2 separate regions of the Mus musculus genome follow, and region 1 is linked to region 2. A link is a loop called in an ENCODE intact Hi-C map of the cell type or tissue named here. Cell type or tissue: left cerebral cortex. All regions are shown on one strand. Links, peaks and the distances in the headings refer to the core of each region. The heading gives the core; the rest is flanking DNA.

Region 1 (7,958 bases), core at 3,608-6,107, 53 kb after region 2:
ATGTGTTTAAAAGGGAGATAGATTAAGTGCATAATTGACTGGAAAGATTCCTATCAAAAGTGATTTGGCATCACAAATTCAATATATTAGATGTCCAAACTTTAATTAACTGCACCCTATTACCAGGCTAGGAATGTAATTCAGTTATAAAAGCAATGGCTTAGCATACAAGAGGCCCAGAGTTTGACACCAACACCACTTTTCAGAGGCGAACCTCTCAAATTCTTCCTATTGAATACTGAAAGGGGCACGTTTCCAGTAAATTAGGTGTGAGATTTTGAAATGGAATGCCCTCCAATACCATCAATTTCCCCACAGCTAAAAGAATACCTCATCACTGAGCATTGCCATATTCAGCAGAGACAAAAACCTGGGCGGGAGATTCCATTTTCACTTGCATGATTTTCCCTATGGTTGCCATGCAGTAAAAGGAGAATCACTTTCTCCTCTCTCCAGTGCTGCAAAGCTAAAAAATGTTGAGGGAAGCAAAAAGATACAATGCCCTTCTGGATTCAAAAGCAGCTGGGAAATTAACTGATCTAAATAATTCCACAATTAAGACCAAAAACCTAACTCCTTAAGGATAACACCAGTGCTCACTGAGCCCTGGATAACTTCCGAGATGCCTATAAAACCACCACAGAGAATTAATTGTAAAGCTGAGAAAAGTGTCAGATGACAAAGGCAGGGCCAGTCTGGTCACCCTCTGACACAACAGTCTTCAGGACAGCTGTCTCAAGAAACATCCAGTTTTTTCTCACTTCAAATTCACCCATCATTTGTCCCAAGGAAGGTCAGATATCCGACCTCTATTGACAGAAACCAGAAAAATCTTAGCAGGGAAAGCATTAGATAGGGCAATGCCTTTCACAGATTTCTGCTTTGTATGTTATCACCTAGTGCCAAAGATACAAACGCTAGCAATAAGTAAGGGTGGCTCAGTGGACAGTGTTCTCTTCTAGCTTTGCCTAGAAATGAATTACACAGTATGACCTTGAGAGACTTGATCTTCATTTCCCCATCAGTCCCAGATGAAGTTAAATCTACTCATTGCTTTATATCCCTGGGGAACATAGAGTGAATGACAGAACACTATGAACGCTGCAACACAAAACTCGACCTGCTGTCCATTGGTGGCAATTTCCAACCATCTAACACAGGCAGATGACTGCCACACAAAAATGGCTTTTACTCTGTACAATAACAGAAATCTGCCTGAGGAGGCCAACAAAACTCACAGGCTACTGAACAGCTCCTTCAAGAGTTACACATTTGAAATTTGAAAATAATAGCAAAATTAAATGAAACCCAATACTTAAGAATACTTTTTGTCCGGGGTAAATAAAACCTCAATATATTTAAGGTCTTGTGATCTTTCAGGACTCTCTTTAATTCTCCTTTAATAACTTCTATTAAGTCAATTCTTGCTTTATACTTGATAAACCCTGAGGAACTGTGATTGCTGGATTATATATATATATATATATATATATATATATATATATATATAATAGATGATTGATAGATGACTAAATCGTTGATAGTTGATAGATAGATAGAGGGTAAAATAGATAGATCATAAGTGAATAAGTGATAGATACATCATAGATGATAGAAAGATGATAGATGGTTAGAGAGAGAGAGAGATCATAGGTTATAGGTTATAGATAAACGGGGTAGATGGGTAGACGGTAGGTTCTTTCACACTGTACTTCTTTTCTGTGTTGATACTGAAGCCCAGGTCCTTGTCCATGCTAGACAACTGCTTTCCTACAGAGCTGCCCCGCCCCATGCTCTCCACTTGTCAGTAACTTTCAGTTAGTAAACTTTGGAAAGCTGGGGCTGCAATTCAGTAGTCTGTGTGTCAGGCTGTAGCTCACTGGTAAAGGTTTGCCTAGAAAGTTGGGACTCTATGTTCTATTCTCAGCACAAAAAAAAAAAAATTATCTTAAGAGCCAGGCTTGATAGCACCAGCTTATACTCCCAGCAGTTGGGGAACTACTGAGGTAGAATCAGGCATTCAGGGTAGTCCTCAAGTACAGAAGAAGTTTGAAACCAGCCTGAGTTACTTACATAAGGCCTCCTCTCAAAAACCCAAATCCAAACAATGAAAACATTATCCCAAGAACAGTTCAATCGTCAGCTGTAAAAATATGACTTTTTCAGTTTGAATGTGTTAATTTTACTTTACATCATGTCTAGTAGATCCATGACTCTAAACTTCCCCTTTCAGTAAATCTCCACATTAAAGAACATGGAGGAAATACTATGGTAGTATAAAGTAAATAAAGTAAAGTCTATAAAGTAAATAAAAATCACTTCTAAGGTTATGATCTTTAAATAAATCAAAATCAAAATAAAGGCTATCATAAAAGTAAGTTAAAAGTGTATTAAAGGAAAAAAATGTACTAAAGGGTCTGGGAGTTGGATCGTTGGTTAAGAACACAAGCTGCCCTTCCAGAGGACCTGAGCTAGATTCTCTGTGCCTACATGATGGCTCACAGTCATCTGTAACCCAGTCCTAGTGCCCTATCATGGCCTTTGCAGGCACTGCACAGATATAGTGTGCATAGACACAGATGCATGCAAAACAAACACACACATAAAAATAATAAAATAAATGTACTTAAGAAACATAGTTACTACAGCTTCTAGCCAACCAAGAACCCATCTGCCCAAACTTCTATCCCTGCCTCTCAAGTGCTGAGACTGCAGGCACTTGCTATACACCTAAATGATAACCTGTTTATTATAATAACATAACACACTTTAAATTGCATTTAAAGATTTTAACTTTTCATATATTTTTTTCTGAAACCCATCAGTACTAGCATTAAATGCTGCTATTTTTCTCTCTGCACTTTATATTTGAACAGCATGTCTTCAGTAATAATATGGGAAACAGGAAACCAACTGACATTAGCAGTTAACGCCTTAGAGGTACTTTGCACCTACAAGAAGAAATGAACAGATTCAATTTTAGCCCAGGAAGCTGATGCTGATGATGCTGTCCGTGGTCTATCACACAGACTGAACCTATCACAGGCACAGCCACCTAAGGAAGACAGTACCAGTGGGAGCCCTGTGCTTTCAGTTTCCCATCTTCAATATTTCCACATCCCAGCTTCCTCTCACTGACGCGGGACATCACCAAGTTAAGTCCAATGCCTGCCTAGGCAACTTATCGTAACCCTTTACCAAGAAGCATCGCGGAAATCTGGGGCCATAGCTCAGTAGTACAGTACCAGCCTAGCAAGCAAAAGTCCCTCGTTTCACTCCTTAGAATCATAAATAAATAACACATTACTAATGGTCTATTATTTATTCATTTTCTATGAGCATACATTATACTTGCTAGCATTAGCCAAAAAGGAGTAATCACTTCGCAAATTACCTGTATGGTACCCAGACCACTGCATGGTAGAAACTATCTTCGAGGTGGTCAGACCTAACCTTTAGAATGTACTAGAATAAATGTTGTGTGCCAGCAATACAAATCCTTGGGAAGGTCTATGTACAGTTTTAAACGGTGAAAGCATAGAAGGAAAAGAAATAACATGAAGGATGACAGAGGTAGCAAGACACAAAAGGGGCTAATATTCATAGAGGGAAGGAGGCTAGGACAGTGAGCCTATCAGTCCTCTTTTGAGATGACTTTGGACATACAACTACATTTTTTTTCCCTCTTTACTATCCTGAGAGAGAATAAACACACCGAAGGCTTTAAACTGAGGAGACACCCCTGGCGGTAAATAACAGGCCTGGGCCTTTCAGAACGTGGAGGGGGCGGGGTGGTAAAGGAAGGACCTGATTGGCAGGCGACCTGCCACCCGGAGATACGTGGCAGGCGCGCTCACCTGTGAACACGTTCTGAAAGCCATCAGCTGTCGCTGGAGCCCCAGGTGCCTTGGCGGCCAGTACAGGGGACCCGCCACCACTGTCATCCGCAGTAGCCCCGCGCCCCAGCAGGTGCACGGAGCCTCCTGCCCCTGGCGTACGGACGCCCAGCTCCTCGGTCCAGTCGGCTGAGCGGCTGAGGCCGCCCGTGAGGCCACCCTCCAACCGGTGCTTTTTTGCCGGGGCTGCAGCAGAGGCCAAGGCGGTTCTGGAGCTCCGGCTCACGGAAGGGTCCGGCCGCTTTTTGATCCTAGGACTCTGGTTGGGGGACTGGGACGGGGAGTGATTAGGAGAGCTGAGCTGCCGAGTGGTGGTCTTGATGTAGCAGGGGGTGATGAGTGGGTAAGGTTTGAAGCAGCGTGGGCTGGGCGCAGGGCTTCCAGGCAAAGAAACGACTGCGGAGGTAATGGATTCTCGCATGCCCTCCTCCGGCTCTTTCTCCAGCCTCTGTGAGGCTTCTTCCACCTCTGGGACCCATTCCTCCCCTGGAGAGCCGCGGGGGGCATCCTCAAAAGCATCCTCCTCGCACTCCTCATCTGTGTCCCCAGTTCCAGCCACGGGAACTCCGGCGGCTCCCTCCCCTGGCCCAGCCTCCGGAAAGGTGAAGGCTGGTGATGAGAGAGAGTCTGTGACTGCGGAGGGGGCGGTCGCATAACCTGGTGTCTCGGAGGTCAAGTGGCTTCCGGAGGACGGAGGATGCTCAGGCACCAGAGACTTGGTGGTCTCAGGCAAGTCAGGTCTCACCGGTAGTGCCTGTACTGTGTCCTTTTCAGCCTCGCTTCTAGGTCCCAGCAAGAACTGGTCCAGGCCCAGAAAGGCCCCAGGCTGAGGGGAGATGGCAGTGGGGGGCGCTGCAGGCTCCTCGGAGTCCTGGAGCAGCAGCTTCTGCTGCTGCTGCTGTTGCAGACGAATTGCCTGCTGGATGTCTGAGAGCAAATCCTCCTGCTCCGTAGCGGAGTGGAAGCTGTAGATGTCCGTGTCTGAACCAGAACTGGTCCTTTGTCCATCTTGCGCTCCAGCCGCAGTTTCCAAATCCTCCGCGGTCGCCTGGATCCCTACCCCAGCCTCAGCAGGCCTAGAAGCACCGGGATGGATCACCTCGAAAGGGTCAGCACACTCGGTATCCGATAGGCCTGTCTCCTCAGCGGAGAGGCTGAGGTCCGGGGTCTTGGTGACTATAGAGTGAGCGCTGTCCAGCTCCCCAATCGGCAGGGCCTGTGAGTCCAGCACATCCTCTCGCGAGTCGCAGGCACCTTTCCCCTTGGTCAGGTTCTTTCTGATCCGCAGGTTGGAAAACACCGAGGCTCTAGAATCGGACTTGCTCTTCTTCTTGCTGGTCTCCCCGCTGCCCCCTCCCCCCTTGCCGTGCTTGCCAAGCGCCTTTTTGCTCCCGCTCGCCTTCTTTGTGATTTCCGCATCCCTGGGCCCCGCGGCATCCTCGGCTCCGCCGCCTTCGTGGGAGGCATCACCTGCGCTTCTCTTCAGCTTCCCATCCTGGTTCCCCATGTTTCAACCCCACTGCTGCGCCGCCGCGCCTTGGGGTCCTCAGGCCATCTCGGCCCTGGAGAGGGCCAGGGGAGTGTCCGGGACAATTCAGGCAGCTGGGCCGGCCGTTGGGAGCGGAGGCCGAGGAGCGCCCAGCTGGCCCCGCTCACATCTGCTGCCGCTTTGCATAATGCGCGGTGGCTCTCCCGGCTGCCGTCCCTGCGGCTGTGGCTGCGGCCCTGGCTGGCGGGCGCGAACATGCTCAGTTCAGCGCGCACTCCCCACCAATGGCTGCACAGGACTCAGCCTTGGCCTGGCTCCCCGCCCACCGCCGCCGCCCCTTCAGTGCCCCCTTTGGCTCCTCCTGCAACCAAGTAGGAAAACCCGTCTATCTCTAGTACTTCATAATTGGGGGTGGGGACAGCAGGAGCTGTCTTTATGTATCCCAGACTAGATCGAATTTAGAATCTTTCTGACAGGTTATCTCTGGGACCTTCATCTCCACCTTGAAAATAAAACATGTTGCCCTCTTTTCAAGAACTGGAATGTTGGAACAGTTTGATGAAACTTCAAAGCTCGCAGACCTGCAAAGAGAAAAACACAGGAGAAAAATCGAAGCCTAATTCCAGGTCAGAAGTACCATAACATCAGGAACACACACACACACACACACAGAGAGAGAGAGAGAGAGAGAGAGAGAGAGAGAGAGAGAGAGAGAGAGAGAGAGAGAGAGAGAGAGAGAGAGAACTTCTGTATGGCTCCAGTTCAAATACTTGTTGAATGGGTGGACTGTCCTGTCTGTCCTGTCCCTTAAATACTTGACCATGGCTTTGCACACTCTTAAGGTTTGTGAACATGCTACTTAGGGAAAGGTTCCTTCCCCAGACTCTCTGCCTGATACACAAGCCTCTTCAAGAACAGGACGTTAACTGCCATTTCCAAAGTGGTTTTGTGAGACCTTTCTGGACAGAGAAAAGAGAGGTAGGGGATGCTGAAAATACTGAGATTAAAGCTGATTAACATGCTAATCTCCAAAATTCTATGTGTTTACCATATAAATTAGACAACATTTGTATTTAAAAGGGGTGCATGAATTATAACTCCCAGGAGGTCAAACTCATCAATATTAAACATGTCACAATGTGATGCTGTATAAAAGGAAAAAGAAAAAAAAATGCCCTTGGTACAAACACAGGAAATTAGACATTGTGCTATAAAGGATGACCAGTTTCTCAAGCAAACCCATCCAAGCACACTTTGTCCAGGGCCAGGGCTTCCTAAGTTTTAGACCTAGATAACAATCACTTTTTCTTACTGTGAATTGTCCTCTTTATTTTAATGACATTAAACTATAGTTTTTGTTAAATGTCTTAAAGCTTCATTAGTATTTTAAAAGGCTGCAAACAATAAAAGCAAAAAAAAATCATAAAAGTAGCATTTGTAAAACAATGTTACTCTTTGTTGGAAATCCAGACAGCAATTACCATCCTTTCTCAAACTATGATCTTTAAAACAAGTGTTCACTGGAGCAGGTGGACTGATGTCCTTAGGTGGCCTTTTTGAGTAAACAGTTTGAAGAACTCAGCTTTAATAACTGTGCCAGCGTAATATCTCAGTCTCCAAGGGATCCCGAGAGCCTGAAAAGCCTTTATTTCACCTCTTTCACAAGACTACTGGCTCCTCTCTTCTAGAATGCAGGCTGCCCCAGGGCACACTTTGCCTGTAGGCCACTAGAATTCTCGGCCTCCTTGAATGCTGCATACTGAGATACTTGATTCTTGGTTCTTGCTCTTTCTCTAGCAGAGCAACTTTGATTCAGACCTGTTTGTTTCTTTGCTATTCTCTTCTGTGATATACCCAAGAAGTTCAGGAGACAAAGGGGGAGGGGAGGACAGAGAGCTAAAAGAAAGGCAGAAAGAAAACGGATTTTTTTTTCCCCAAGTCCTTTGAATGTGGGAGAATAGGTGGCCTTTGAGAGGCAGGTCAGAGTTGACAGAGCTCTATTATAAGGTCACAAAAGTAGTAGAAGAAACATTAGGGACTGTGGATGGGGGATGGGAAGGGGGGTGGGACGATGATAAAGAGCAATGGGGATGAATGGGATCCACCCTGTCAGTAACATCAGCTGGGAGACAGACAGGGCTGCCTCCTGCAGCCCAAGGACTTACCCTGTCTAGGGACAGCCAGGAAGGTAAAGCTAGCCCTTGAGGATATTCACCAAAAAGAATTTCAGGACAAGTCAGAGTGAGGCAGCTAGTCAATTTGTAAAGTATTCAATTTATTAAGAGATAGTAGATGCTTCGGGGTTAAGCTTATCCACAGAGAGGAAGAAGAGGAGACTGGCAGGGAGACAGAGTGGAGGCTGAGCTTCTTAAGAAAGCTCTATCAGTGTCTTAGTATATATTATGTATTTCTCCTATCTTAAAATATAGCACAAAGAGATACACAATAAAATAAATGTAGGAAGTCTATTTTTTAAGAATTTTTTTTGGGGGGGGACAGAGTTTCTCTGTGTAGCCCTGGCTCTCCTGGAATTCATTCTGTAGACCAGGCTGGCCTCTAATTTATAGAGATCT
Region 2 (7,958 bases), core at 3,133-5,632:
CCATAATGCCTTAGGGTTTTTATTGCTTCAACAAAATATCATGATCAAAAAGCAAGTTGGGGAGGAAAGAGTTTCATGGGAGGAAGTCAGGACAGGAACTCAAACAGGGCAGTATATTGTGGGCAGGAGCTGATGCAGAGGCCATGAGGGTTATTGCTCCCCATGACATACTCAGTCTGCATTCTTATAGAACTGAAAACCATCAGCCCAGGGATGTTACTACCCATCACAGGCTGGGCCCTCCCTCATTGACCACTAATTGAGGAAAAGTCTTACAGCTGGAACCCATGAAGGCAGTTCCTCAACTGAGGCTCCTTCCTCTCTGTTGACTCTGATGACGTGTGTAAAGTCGATACACAAAACCAGGCAATCCACATACTATGCCTTAAATCTTTTTTTCTTACACCTGGGGGACCTTTGAAAGGGAATGTCAACTCTGGCTTGAATAAAAGCTGACTCTTAGTCTCAGTGAATATCATTGTATTTTCTTTTGCTGTGAACAAACTGCCCAATAAACAGTTGAAGGGAGGAAAGGGTTATTTGGCTCATGGTTCAGAGGACATCGTACATATGGATGATTTAGACCCAGAGGCACGGCTGGATCCTATCTGTGGTGCAGAAACATGAAGCAGAAAAAAAGGCCAATCTATAGTCTTCAAACCCTATGCGCACAGCCCCATACCTGTCAGGTAGAGCCACACCCAGAAGATTCCATAACTTCTTAAAATAGCACCACATGAGAACATTCTTCATCAAACCAATAACTGTTTTTCTTTGCAAGTGTAGCCATGAGTAGCACACCCCCACCCCCAAATCTACCACCATTGGTGCCATCAGTACCCAGAGTTCTGAGGCAAGTTGAGCAACATAGAGAGACCATAGCTCATATCATAAACATTGTGTTATACTAGCAGGACCTTGATAGTAAGAACTGGCTCTGGTTCTAAACTCTTGCCAGCTGGAGAGAGAGAGAGAGAGAGAGAGAGAGAGAGAGACAGAGACAGAGACAGAGACAGAGACAGAGACAGAGAGACAGAGAGAGGAGATGATGAATTTATGGACTGTTTCAGCCAAAACAGAGGAAATAAATTCTCAGTCTGTCTCCATACTGCTCAACATGATGGGACAATTTGTAAAAAGGACAAAAACCAAATGCTAGGAGCTGTGCACTTGGAGATGGAGCCTTCCTCCAGTTATCACGATGCAGAAATAACGAATGCCAAGAGACTATAATTTCCTCAAGAGTGTCATTCTGACAGAAGGCAAAATCTGAATCCTGGGTGCTATGGGGGAGTGATGACTCCCTGGAAGAAATTTCACAGAACTGTGACTTGTTAGACTGCCTTACAGGAGAGACAGGCTGAGCAAACAAGGGTCAGTGGGGGGCAGAACCATCCCTAGGCTAGGATGCTGCTTGGTTATGTATATGTAATGTACATAACTTACATCTTAGTACCCAAAAGATGAAGATGGGTTTAGGGGGAGAGGTCACTAGTCCTGGTTAATTTATCTTTTCCCAATGTCGCCACAGTAAATAAACTCCTATTCAGGACAGAAGGCAACTGGCTGAACCTACTGTATCAGCGGTGTCAAGCTCTGGGCTTGTTGTACCCTGAATGTTCCAGTTAACAGAGACAGGCTTTCTTCTGTCCTCAAGAACCTTGCAAAAGCATGGGCTAACTGAACACCTGTAACAATTTTCTCAAGCAAAGGAAACACCAAATGAAACCGCATTCACAATTTTCCAAGACTCCCTCCCTCAAAATGCAGACTTCACACTCCAGTGCTGACATTTCTCAAAGGTGTGAGCTGAAGACAGAGGTTTAAGAATTTGTTCAGGATAACACGTGGGAAAGAGAAGTAGTGCATATATTAGAGCTAACTGTTGGTCTCTTCATGGGGGGGGAACCTTAAAAATGAAAACTTAGCTGTAAAGCTTGTCAGTGGGTATTTATAGCACAGGAAGCAGGCTGAGACTAAGACTAAGATCTGTGGGAACCCTTGCTACTTATAGAGCAGACTCCAGAGCGGATGCTTAGATGGGGGATGGTTTCAAAGGTTGGGAGAAGCCTAGCACCATATGACTACAGTTATCAACACAGGGCAAAAACAAGATAATCCCTCATGTGCAAGCATTTCACTTAGAGAGCTGAAATATAGCTTGAAAGAAGAAAACAGAAACTCAGAACTAGTTCCTTCTCAATCAACACTGTAAACAAAGTACAAAGTTGTAACATCCATGCATATCCTATCAGGGGGTGGAAAGCTAGTAAGATGATATTTTTTTTTGACCTTATACTACTTTCTAAAGTTCTGGACAAAGGCAGGCTCCTCTTAGAACTTGTCCCTTGGCCTTTGGACAGATTTCCAAAACCCTAACACATTGATATGCACAGCCTGGAACAATTATCCTAAAAGACTCTCAAAGGCTACTGCAAGTCAGGCCTGGCAGAGTTTAATAGCCTGAGAGCCAATCACTTCTCTGCTAATGGTTATGACCAGTCTCCTCCCCTCTACGAGGAACTCGGCAGCACCTCCCACGAGTGCCATAAGGCCCAGATGGCTCTAAAACTCATCCTAGTGTACGAGCTACAGAAGTGCTTATTACAATCACTAACAGAGTTGTCTGAGATGCATTAGCTTGAATTTTTATCTGTGAGGTAATAATGTTAGCTGAGGAGTTTAAAAGAAGTGTCAGTTCTGGAGGCAGCACGCTGAAGAATATCTGCACCGCCCCATTTTTGAAGTCAAAGTTAATCCTAGTTTAAATCAGACCAATCCAATGAGGTTGTAATCAAGATATGCCTCTTTTATTTTGCTTGGCCTTAACTTTGTAAAACTGCCCTCATGATTGCCTACAACTTCTTAGTTACAGCTGAGGGTATGGGATGGATTCTGTTATGGTTTGTATATGCTTGGCCCAGGGAATGGCACTATTAGAAGGTGTGGCCCTGTTGAAGAGGGTGTAGCCTTGTTGGAGTAGGTGTGTCACTGTGGGTGTGGGATTTAAGAGCCTCGTCCTAGCTGCCTGGAAGTCAGTATTCTGCTAGCAGCCTTCAGATGAAAATGTAGAACTTGCAGCTCCTTCTGCACCAAGCCCTGCCTGGATGCTGCCATGTTTCCCCCCATGATGATAACAGACTGAACCTCTGAACCTATAAGCCAGCCCCAATTAAATGTCCTTACAAGAGTTGGTTTGGTCATGGTGTCTGTTCACAGCAGTAAAACCCTAACTAAGACTGAGGACTCTTTTCACTGTGCGTTAGTCATCTGTGGATATATATATATAGATAGATAGATAGATAGATGTGTGTATACACACACACACACACATATGTTTATATGGAAGTGTAGTTATTGGAATGACTTAAATGCTGCCGTCCTACTAATACAAGAATTAGTAGCTGTGAATGAAAATTCAAGAATCTAGTAGTTTCCCGGTCCCACAAGGCTGGTCTTCTGTATATACTGGTATCCTGAAGTAGTAGCAAGCCTTATGCTAACAAGTCAAGGTCAAGAAGGCAAAGGTGTACCTAGATTAAAGTTGTGCCTTCCCTTCTCAAGATCTGGATCAAAAGCCGGAGTCTTCTAGATGCAAGATCAAGATCACGGTGCCCTTTATTTTGGGACTGTAATTCATTCCAGATCTAGTCAAGTGAGAAACAGGACTAGCCATCACCCATTGGTACGCATGTTATTGCTGGGTATAGAAGAGACTAGCCAGGGCTCATTTGCACTCTTGCTAACTAAATGTAATGGATGGCTATCTTCAAAGTTTCCCTTGGAGCCCACTCTATCTGAGCATCAGTGACCTTTGCTTTGTGTCTTGATATCACCAGCTGTAAAGCCCTGTGATGCCTTAAAAAGGAAAAGCAGCTAAGTGGAGGTCAATCCTTTAGCAAATTCAACTTGGTTTGCAACATGTCTCACTTGAAAACAAAATATCATGTTAGTTTAACTTATCAAGGGACATTGGTGAAGTGACCCCTCAGAATGGACAGAGACTACTTTTTCAACATTTGAATTGTTTTCCCTAGGGTTGTTACAATCTTAACAATATCCTTGTTTTGATTAGTACATAGTGTTAAAATAAATAAATAAATGTTATTATCTTAGGAAATGGGAAGAGTTTCATTTCTCTCCAATTTTACAAAGTGACTTAGGTATTTTATTTAAAAAAAACTAAAATTTTCTAGTGAACCTCACAGTGGAGAGATGTATAAATGTCTTCCAATAATTTTGTAAATTCAAAATGAACAGTGTTGAGAATTTCCTTGCAGAATTCGAAATGAGCAGCAGAGGGCAAAGCTAACGCCGTGGTAACTGACTCCCTGGACACAAATGAGGGATGCACAAAAGGAAGCCCAGTTCTATTTTTGACTGAAATTTAGCACTTCAGTTGCCACAGGAGAGCTGTTGCCTTCAATTTAATCCTGTTTCCAGCACAAACTGGAGACATAGGAATGAGCAGTGCAATAAAATAATGGAAAAGCATGCCTAAAATAAAGGAACAGAATAGTGTAATATCAATAGTCCTTTTCTCATTTTATGCACACCTTTAAGTACAATTAAATTACTTCAAATAAAATCAGACTTAGGATGTATGATACAGGACTTTAAAATATGCAAAAATATATAATTACATGTTATGCATTATATAAAATTCTTGATCTAGAATATATATTCTATAAACAAGGTTACTACAAAGGAAGGTCTTTAACATTTCTAAGGATTGTTTGAATGTTTGATAGACAAACGATTATTTAATATCCCTAAACTTTACTATTTGGAATACTTTGTGTTGCAAAAGTACATTTCAATGTGTCATGCCAACACTGATTGATAAAAGGAAAGCAAGCAAGAAAAGAGAGAGAGAGAGAGAGAGAGAGAGAGAGAAAGAAAGAAAGAAAGAAAGAAAGAAAGAAAGAAAGAAAGAAAGAAAGAAGGAAAGTCTGGGGTTAAGCCTATATATATTGTTCAATATACAGTATATATTGAACAGGAATAAATTTTTTAACAGATGGGATTTTTATTCAGTTAAGTTTCTAGATTTGAATTTGAATACCTGAATTTTATACTTCAAGTTGTTTTGGTTTGTTGTTTTTCAAATAAGAAAAATGAAGGAGGCATGGGGTTGTCAGAAGACCTGGTCAGAAGAGAGAGCTTGCCTAGTGGGCACAGAACCCTGAGTCTCATCCCTTGTAACACAGAAGGCAGGCCTGGGGGTTCACACCTGGAATCCAGCATTTAGGAGGCAAAGCAAGGAGGATCAGGAGTTCAAGGTCAGCATTGGCTACATAGCAAGTGTCAGGCTAGCCTGGGCTACATGAGATCCTGTCTCAAAAGTAAATAAATAACATGGGGAAAAGAAGAGGAAAGAAAAATGAAAGAACTAAATAGAAATTTATCATAAGTAATAAAAGGTGGCATTAATTCCACTGACGATTTGATGCTACCCCCCAGTTGTCTCTCCACCTTTGCTATTCCCCCCCACTTCAGCCTTCTTCCTCTCTTTCACTGCCACCCCCTCTGCTGACAACTTTCTCAATTATACACAAGAATTTAACCAAAATTAATGAGCAATTCAGGGGAAATGTTTCATCACTAGACTTAATCCTAGCACAGCATCTCATCATCAGAACATAACCCTTGAGAATTCAAAGGGAGAGCCAAGAACAACTTCCATACCTAAATAGCAACTTATATCTGCAGGACACGTTTTTTCTGGGGTGCAGTCTCCCCAAACCTGTATGATCAAATACCCAAGTTTCCAGAGCCATCCTCAGAGCTGTTCCATGTTTTGATTTTGTTGTTGTTGTTGTTGTTGTTGTTGTTGTTGTTGTTTTCTAAAGGGCAACAATCAACATTTTAGAAAGGTCCCAGGGCACAGGGACTAGGAAGAGGAGACCATAGATCTAGCAAGGAGGCAGCTAAGGGAATCATTGAGGACCACTGACAAAGTTTTGGTTATCCTACAGTTAAAACATCCCCACCACAGCAAACAAGGCCCAATACTGTTTGTTTTAGAATTAATCATTTGGAGCTACAGATGCTTGTCAGTGGCAGAGCTCTTGCCAAAGCAAGCACAAAGTCCTGGTTTTACCTCACAGTACCACCACAAGAGGGCGATGGAGAGGTGGAGAGGGAGGAGGAGGTGGAAGGGAGAGAGAGGCAAGAGGAAGGGGGAAAGAGAGGAGGGATGTAGGGAAGGAAGGAGGGAGAGGGGGAGAGAGGGGGGGAGAGAGGGAGAGGAAGAAAGAGGGAGGGAGAGAGAGAGAGAGAGAGAGAGAGAGAGAGAGAGAGAGAGAGAGAGAGAGAGAGAGAGAGAGAGAGAGAGAGAGAGAGAGAGAGATTGGGAAGAAGAAATTAGAGAGAACAAGAATAGCAAAGTAGAAACTAATTAGAGCCTATTGTGCAGGCTCTGGCCCAAGGCAAGGGTAACTCAAACAAGCTGCATTAGCAGGAAGGGAACTAAAGCCAATGGTGCCCTGTGGTTGAGGAGGGTGTAATATGAAGGGCAACAGCTTCTTGGGCTGAAATTACACGTCTGCCATTTCCAAAACTATGTGACCCTGGCCAAGCCATTCATCCTTTCTGAGTTTCAGTTTCCACACCAACAGATGAAACTAGGTTAAAATTAAATTGTAAATCAAATAATCGAAGTAGAACAAAAACACTTGTCCTGTATAAGTGCTGAACTCAGGATCACAACATAAACAAGATCATAAACAAGAAATGAAAATCTCCCTGGCTCTTTCGCACATTTTTGCCAACTGCACTGAACACACCCACTGGAATTCATTCGCCTGCATTCACCATAGCAACCACCTGCTCACCTTCCACCTCACCACAGAAGTACCCCACCACAGGGACTTCAAAGACATAACACCTTCAAGGGCATTGCCTCTAGGAGTTTTCAATGACATATGCACCATAGACAAATCGGATGGGTATCGGGCAAGCCAGAAGTACACTCATAAATTTATCCAAACAGTTGAAATTTAGAGTGACTTCTTAAATTACTAAATAACAAAACAGTCAACTCTCCAGTCTATGCTTTATAGATCAATTAGTTCGGTCTAGGGACATAAGAGAGTGGTAGAGAACTTGTCAGCATACACAGAGCCCTGGGTTTGATCCCTAGTGCTAGGCCAGTCAGTAAGTTTCAGATTTCTGGAATGGCTATGTCCACTGTCCCACCTTCACCCCATTTCTGGAGTTTTAGACACACTGCTACACCCAACTTCCTATGAGAGCTTGGGATCCGAACTCAGCACCTGTTGATCTAAGTCAGCGTAGGAAATAATAGGTTCCATCATACATTTTCATTCACATGTGTCTTTATACTTTAAAACACACGCTTTTTAGCCTGTGACTTACCCATGCAATGATTTCATATCACAAAGCAGCAACGGACTCCACTGTGTGTGCACATGCTGGAGCAGGACTCTACACTAGCACTGTGCAAGCAAAGCAACCAACACCGATCCATCACAAAACCGGCTGGGAATTTACTCACGCAACTGAAAACTATCACCTATGAGCTTAAGTAAATGAGGAACACATGGGGATAAGAATGCATCAAGATCCTGTGAGCAAATCGAGGCCCATGAACTTAACAAAAACTCTAGTTCTGCAAAGGATGTGACTCTTTCATCCAGTCACAAAAGGCTGGAAGCTCTGACATTATGCACAGGTGCACTGATGAACTGTCATCCATCCATCACATTGTACCACAGGGTTGACAGGCAAGACTCCCGATTTTCTCCCAGACTTCACCTCCCCTTGATCTCTATTGATCCATGGACCCCCTCAGATAACTATCCCGCATGAGCCTCACCTGGACTTTACTTTCTACCAATCTTCTTTCAATTGGCTCATCTCAGGATGTCTTTAGCCACTCCCAAGGTGTGTTCTTTAATAAATAAGTTACAGGTGTGGGTGGCAGTACAGCAGAT

The links. Hi-C counts contacts between places; a loop is a spot of excess contacts. Peaks named below come from ENCODE experiments on the same cell type or tissue, not always from the same donor. Only the 100,000 strongest peaks of a DNase experiment are listed, where the experiment ranks them.
Region 1: a loop joins it to region 2, with 3 times the contacts of the local background. A loop is called at or near these places in 5 of 42 quality-filtered maps.

What each region holds. Positions count from the first base shown.
Region 1 is chr1:174,499,491-174,507,448 of GRCm38, reverse strand. Fmn2 (formin 2) reads right to left here and starts at 5,624. Exons shown (of 18, transcript NM_019445.2): 1 at 3,858-5,624. The coding sequence starts at 5,403. In left cerebral cortex, for the core only: CTCF peaks have their summits at 3,757, 4,741 (motif pointing right) and 5,739; DNase peaks (open chromatin) are centred at 4,786, 5,020, 5,363, 5,641 and 1 more place; H3K4me3 peaks cover 2,395 bases; H3K27ac peaks cover 2,344 bases.
Region 2 is chr1:174,551,964-174,559,921 of GRCm38, reverse strand. The region is part of intron 2 of Fmn2 (formin 2); the gene reads right to left. Among named protein-coding and RNA genes, the nearest start is that of Fmn2, 54 kb to the right of the region's middle. In left cerebral cortex, for the core only: a CTCF peak has its summit at 4,285 (motif pointing right); a DNase peak (open chromatin) is centred at 4,365; H3K27ac peaks cover 747 bases.